Linked DNA regions of Homo sapiens: region 1 is linked to region 2. A link is a contact called in ENCODE Hi-C or POLR2A ChIA-PET data. All regions are on one chromosome and are shown on one strand. Each heading gives the region's core, a stretch centred on a gene start or an enhancer-like site at or near the end of the contact. The rest is flanking DNA. Distances are from core to core; before and after follow the strand shown. Region 1 holds the start of WDR74 (WD repeat domain 74). Region 2 holds the start of AHNAK (AHNAK nucleoprotein).

Region 1 (3,076 bases), core at 264-2,763, 290 kb after region 2:
TAGGTGACACAGTGAGGCTCTGTCTCAAAAAATATAAATGAATTAATAATGAATTAATGAATGCATGCTTAAAACTTTTTTTGTTGTTTTTTTTGAGATGGAGTCTTGCTCTGTTTCACAGACTGGAGTGCACTGGTGCGATCTCTGCTCACTGCAACCTCTGCGGGACGGATTCAAGCGATTCTCCAGCCTCGGCCTCCCAAGTAGCTGGGATTACAGGCATGAGCCACCACACCCGGATAATTTTTGTATTTTTTTAGTAGAGAAGGGGTTTTACCGTGCTGGCCAGGCTGGTCTTGAACTCCTGACCTCAAGTGATCCACCTATCTCGGCCTTCCAAAGTGCTGGGATGACAGGCATGAGCCACCACACCCAGCCTTGCTTAAAACTATTAAATGACAAGCAGGCACAGTGGCTCACGCCTGTAATCCCAGCACTTTGGGAGTCCGAGGCAGGTGGATCACCTGAGGTCAGGAGTTCGAGACCAGCCTAGCCAATACGGTGAAACCCCGTCTCTACTAAAGATACAAAAATAGCCGCGCGTGGTGGCAGACGCCTGTAATCCCAGGTACTTGGGAGGCTGAGGCAGGAGTATCGCTTGAACCCGGGAGGCGGAGGTTGCAGTGAGCCGAGATCGCGCCACTGCACTCCAGCCTGGGCAACAAGAGCGAAAACTCCGTCTCCAAAAAAAAAAAAAACAAAAAACAAACACACACACACACAAAACTATTAAATGACTTGCCCATGGTTACTTAGAGGATTATAATGGAGTCAGGTGAAAAACCTTAGAGGATGAGAACTTTTTGAAGGCAGAAATTTTACCGGCAGCCCCTGTACTTCTCCCAGTGCCTGGAATTCAGTAGGTGTTCAATAAATGTGTGTTACAGGTATGAACTACATAAGGCAGAAACCCAGGTCCCTGTCACCCATTCAAAGCCGTGTCACTAAGAGTTTGCCTGTCGCCATCATTCCAGTATCCTCAGGGAGCATCAACGCTCTCCCTTCGGCCCTGAGTTTAGCGAGGGGATTGGTCTTACCCGTCGGCCTGGGCGAGGCCACGGAACATGCCCTCCCCGCCCGGGCAGTGTCTCTGACCCTGGAATATGCCATCCTCGGTGCTGAAGTGCTTCACCGTCCTGTCCGCGCAGCCCACCAGCATCTGCGGCAAAGAAGGGCAAGATGGCGAGGAGAGCGAGGCTGCTGCGCCCCAGGCCCCCAGCTCCGGCCCGACCAGGGGCCACTCACCTGGGTCTCGCCGCCGGTGCCCCAACACAGGGCGCTCACTGCCTCCTCGCGCCGCGGCTGTCCTCCGGCCGTGAAGTTCGCCGCCTGTTTTCGCTGAAGATTTACCCCTGAGAGACGAAGGCGTCAGTCACGCCAGGGGCGCGAGTGCACCCCTGCACTTCCCGACGCCCGAGCCTGCCACCCACCTTTCAAGATCCCAGTCTCGGTGCCGACCCACACATGGTTCCAGCGTGCAGCAGCAGCCGCCATGACAAAGCCTGGAGGCAGACAGTTCACACTTCCGGCGCAGCGTGTGCGTCACCAGCGGGCGTCGAGTCCGATGCAGCGCAGTGTAGTTGCTGGAAGTTTGAAGAGCCGAAACAGTAAAGCTTCCATGCTTGTTTTGCTTTACGAAAATGAAACCAGGAGGTGCTTGTTTATGTAGATCGGAAGAATACATTGATCATTTTGCACTTGGGGGTGAAAAGCACCTTTCCTGGACTGCGTGGCCGGATCAAGCCAGCCCTAGTCTGTCTCCCGGCTCCATTATGTAATATGTGTTCTGGACTGTTAGACAAGAAACAACAAACGATTTAAGAAACGATTTAAGAAACACTTTAGAAACGATTCAAATCATTAATGATGTGTGGGGCTTCGTTCTGGAATATAAGTCACGAAAGAAAGATGGGAAAAGGAAACCGACGATTTTTTTTTTCTTTTGAGAGAACTTCGCCCTTGTTGCCCAGGCTGGAGTGCAATGGCGCGATCTCCTCTCACCTCAACCTCCGCCTCCCGGGTTCAAGCGATTCTTCTGCCTCAGCCTCCCAAGTAGCTGGGATTACAGCTGGTATTACTAAACCACCGCGCCCGGCCTCGTTTACTCTTCAAGAGGCGGACAGCGAGGCGCGGTGGCTCACGCCTGTAATCCCAGCACTTTGGGAGGCCGAGGCGGGCGGATCATGAGGTCAGGAGATCGAGACCATCTTGGCTAACACGGTGAATCCCCGTCTCTACTAAACATACAAAAACAAAACTAGCCGGGCGTGGTGGCGGGCGCCTGTAGTCCCAGCTACTCCGGAGGCTGAGGCAGGAGAATGGCGTGAACCCGGGAGGAGGAGCTTGCAGTGAGCCGAGATTGCGCCACTGCACTCCAGCCTGGGCGTCAGAGACTCCGTCTCAAAAAAAAAAAACAAAAACAACTAAAAGTACTCTGTGCTATGCTACATGAGAAACGCAGAGAAAGTCATCGCTCAGTAGAAATACAGTAATAGCGCATGCGTAAATAGGAGAGGGAAGTCGCTACTTTACCTAGAGATTAACACAGAAAAGCAACAAATTACCAGTTTACAAGTAAACCCTTTATCTAACGCGAAGATTTATTTATTTTTTGAGATGGAATCTTGCTCTGTCTCTCAGGCTAGAGCGCCCGCCACCAGGCCTGATTCACTTTTCTTTTGGTTTTTTAGTGAAGACGGGATTTTTCACACCATGTTAGTCAGGCTGGAATTACCCAATCCGCCCGCCCCAACCTCCCGAAGTGCTAGGATTTCACGCTTGAAACCCCGAGCGCGACCTAGGTTTAACACATCAAACGCGAAACCAGGCCGGGCGCGGTGGCTCACGCCTGTAATCCCACCACTTTGGGAGGCCGAGGCGGGCGGATCACGAGCTCAGGAGATCGAGACCATCCTGGTTAACACGTTGTGAAACCCTGTCTCCACTAAAAATACAAAACAGGCCGGGCGCGGTGGCTCACGCCTGTATTCCCAGCACTTTGGGAGGCTGAAGCGGGCGGATCACAAGGTCAAGAGATGGAGACCACCCTGGCCAACATGGTGAAACCCCGTCTCTA
Region 2 (3,347 bases), core at 10-2,509:
AACACAGCTCTGCACACACCCTAAGCACGCTGCCTTTCCAACTCTAGGCGAGACCTCGCTTCGGGCCCCCTCTCCTGGCGCGCACCGCTGGAGCGCAGGGTTCCAGCGAGCGCAGCTTAGCCCTCCTCCCACGCCAAGCCCGGCTCCTGCCCCCAACTCCCACACACAGCCCCTTCCTCCTCCCCTTTGCCCCTCACCACTCCTCCCTGAGTTCTGGTTTGAATTAGTCACCGGCTCCAACCACCACATTCCTCAGGCTGCTGGCGCCGGGCCAGGCTCTGGGGCGGGGGCCATCCCGCCCGGACGGGTTTGGGAGTTGGGCGGGGGGAAAGCGCCGCCTCCGGAGGGGAAGGGGCGGTCCCGAGGACTGGGCCGCCGCAGCGCACCCCCCTCCTCGCCCACCTCAGCATAGGAATCTCCCTAATTTTGTCCCCCTCCCCACCCATCCCGCTGGGAGGCGCATTGCAAACTTCCAGGTTCCGCGGCCCGAGAGGAAGGTTTTCTGGAGCGGGGAACGCGGAGAGGCAAGGCTAGGGCGGGGCAGCTGGAGGAGGCTGAGGGGCTGGTGGTACAGAACAGGGTGGGGCCTGGACGACTCGGGACGCGGTTAGGGGCAGAGGTGCAGGGAGCGCGGAAGGACAGCCGAGGGGGCGCACGGTGCGGGGTCGCGGAGGCGCGGAGGCGCTGGGGGCCGCGGTGGCGATCTCGGAAATTTCCCCTCCAGTAAACATGGGATACGAACGGAGCAGCCCCCGAGCCACCGCCCCATGCAGGGAGAGGAGGTGGGACAGAGGCCACCAGGCCCGGAACGGGGCGCCCTGCCTTGCAGTGGAGCCAACAGTCCGCCCTCCGGAGAAATAAAGAGTGGAGCAAAGCACTTCGGAGCGATTTTCCAACTTTAACCAACTTGCGCCCCAACTCCAGAGGCAGAACTCCGCTCCCAGAGAGCGACGCGTCGCCGCCCCGGGTGGCCCCGCTTGCTCCAAACTGCTTGAATCCTCACAGTGACACCCCCAACAACGCGCCCTGCCGGAGCACCGCAACCCACCTCCCCGCGACCCGCCCTTGGTGCCCCGGACCCCGATGGCGCCACGGTGCGCCTGGCGCCCCTACCTGAGGGCTCAGCCCCAGGGCACGGCCATAGCCGGCGCGAGGCCCAAGGCTGCGGTGCTGCGGCTACTGGCGGCGACGAGCCCCGTTCCGGGCGGGTCTGGCAGGGCGGGCGGTGCAGTCCCCGCGGCAGAGCAGCTCCGAGTGGCCGGGCCCCCGTGCGCGGAGGCGGCTCTTGTAACTCCGGCTCGGGCGGGCGGGTCTGCCCGGAGCTGTGGGGAGAGGGCGGGGCCGGGCGGGGCCGGAGCGGGGCTGGGACTGGCGAGCGGGGCAGACCCTGGAGGGACCCGGGAGTGGGCTGCTGGGGAGGGGGGCCGCTGGGGGACGCGGGGACATTCTTTCCCCCCCTCCCCGCATCCACTGCCCCCTGTCCTGTCCCGGACCTGGACCTGCTCTCCAACATGTGCACTGTGTGGCTTCATTGGCAAGAAACTCCTGCAGGCTCCCTGGGCTCACCCTCACAGCTGGAACTGCGAATCAACTTATTTTGCAGGAAGGGCCTGGGGGCTCTGAAGGTGGCTGGGTGATTCAGCCGCGACCGTCAGCTTGCTCCGGACCTTTGAGTTTTCTCTCAGCTTAGGCAACTACACTTCAGATCCCAGGCCCCAGCCTCCTTGCTTGGTTCCCAAGCTCCGTGCTGCCGCGCCCATTTCTCGCGTTCTCTCTTTCTGGGGGCCCCTCCGTCCATATCCGCACAGAACTGGCTTGGATTTCCACCCCCCAGGAGCCGGGGTCACCAGTGCCTCGCGCACCGCGGTGCTGCGCAGGCCGCGGGCATACGGGGGTGAGGACCCCGGGCGTTGGACAGCGGACCCGACGCCCACCTTCCTCTCCAGACTCCCGCCCCCAGGAGCCAGAGCCCCAGCGCTTCCTCTGCCTCCCATTCCTTCTCTGAGCGCCGCCCCCGCCTCCCCACTTGCGGGACGCTGAGTCTCCTAATTTACAGCGATTTCCCACAGCCACTTCTAACTACATCGAGATTTTATTAAACGTTTAATGATGGGGTGCGGGGGCCTTCTGGCTACACACTCCCCTCCACACTCCCTTTCTCTTCTCCCTCATGAGTCCTTTTATCCTCCCTCCTAGGTGGCCACCCACTGCCCGCTCCAAGCCAGTTTCCCCTCCTTCCCAAATGCTAAGGAAAGAGAGACCCCAGGCTGGGGAACTAAGGAGACCTGGCCAAGGCAGGAGCGCCCTCCTTGCTGCAAGATCATGAGTGGGCTGGAGCTGAGACCAGCTCGGCCCTGTCCTCTGAAATGGCAAACATGTTTACAGGCTAAAAATACCCAGCAGTCAACTCTGCTGCCAGCCCTGGGGGCTGTGTCCAGGTCCAGTTACCGGCACAGAGTACAGGCCGTGGGGGAGGGAAGAGACAGCCAGAGGAACCACAGACATGGGCACTCATATAATGGACACAGAAAGGTGGAGCCGCATGTGCAGACATCCAGACAGGCAGAGACATGTGAAAACACAAAGCGGAGACTTGGGCACCAGCATTTTCTCTTGCTCTCTCTAATACACACACACAGGTGCCCAGATAATGACTCAACCCCATGGCAGAGGCAGCCTCGCCACAACACATCCCAAGCACACAGTCACAGACTCACACTTTCCCAAGAATCACCTGCTCCCCCATTTTGTTCTGCACCCCTTTCCTAGCACCTACCTTATTTAAAGAAAAAACAAATCTAAAACTTTTGAGCTATAGAACACTTAAAAAAAAATTACCAAGGCCAGGCGCGATGCCTCACACCTGTAATTCCAGCACTTTGGGAAGCCAAGGCAGGTGGATCACTTGAGCTCAGGAGTTCGAGACCAGCCTGGCCAACATAGTGAAACCCCGCCTCGACTAAAAATACAAAAATTAGCAGGGCATGGTGGCGCAGCCTGTAATCCCAGCTGCTCGGGAAGCTAAGGCAGGAGAATCCCTTAAACTTGGGAGGCAGAGGTTGCAGTGAGCCAAGATCGTGCCACTGCAGTCCAGCCTGGGTGACAGAGCGAGACTCCATCTCAAAAAAAAAAAAGTACAATAAAACACAGACTTCTCCCTCCTCCCCTATCACAGTCCCTCTTCCCAAAAGTAACCATTGTTAACAGTTTACCAAAGGATTTTTAACTTTATGGAATGAATCATCATCTCGTTCCTTGAAAGAGCGAATGTTCCCAGTGCATATTAAAACAGGAGTTGATTCACACCTAGGTTGGAAACACAGGGTATCTGCAAAAAGGGCTAAGGG

What was found. A loop is a pair of places that touch in the nucleus more often than their neighbours do. ChIA-PET counts read pairs that join two places held with the same protein, here RNA polymerase II (POLR2A). Pooled maps may share reads with other maps.
Region 1: a map of mammary epithelial cell shows a loop between it and region 2 (7-fold over the local background). The contact joins the promoter of WDR74 here to the promoter of AHNAK in region 2. A Hi-C loop is called at or near these places in 12 of 168 maps with a recorded cell type or tissue (B cell, CD4-positive, alpha-beta memory T cell, HCT116 and 8 more), 9 of 37 single-sample maps with no recorded cell type and 20 of 50 pooled maps. POLR2A ChIA-PET finds 5 or more read pairs at or near these places in 31 of 52 experiments (AG04449, AG04450, B cell and 24 more).

Annotation. Positions count from the first base shown.
Region 1 is chr11:62,838,077-62,841,152 of GRCh38, forward strand. WDR74 (WD repeat domain 74) reads right to left here and starts at 1,514. Exons shown (of 11, transcript NM_001369450.1): 1 at 1,431-1,514; 2 at 1,246-1,352; 3 at 1,038-1,159. The coding sequence starts at 1,494. RefSeq lists enhancers at 938-1,067, 1,178-1,297, 1,358-1,697, 1,768-1,907, 2,538-2,707 and a silencer at 2,838-2,887.
Region 2 is chr11:62,545,547-62,548,893 of GRCh38, forward strand. It overlaps AHNAK (AHNAK nucleoprotein), which reads right to left and starts at 1,260. Exons shown (of 5, transcript NM_001620.3): 1 at 1,114-1,260. RefSeq lists enhancers at 1-277, 278-788, 1,367-1,897 and silencers at 1-61, 592-711, 722-771, 1,052-1,121, 1,242-1,411.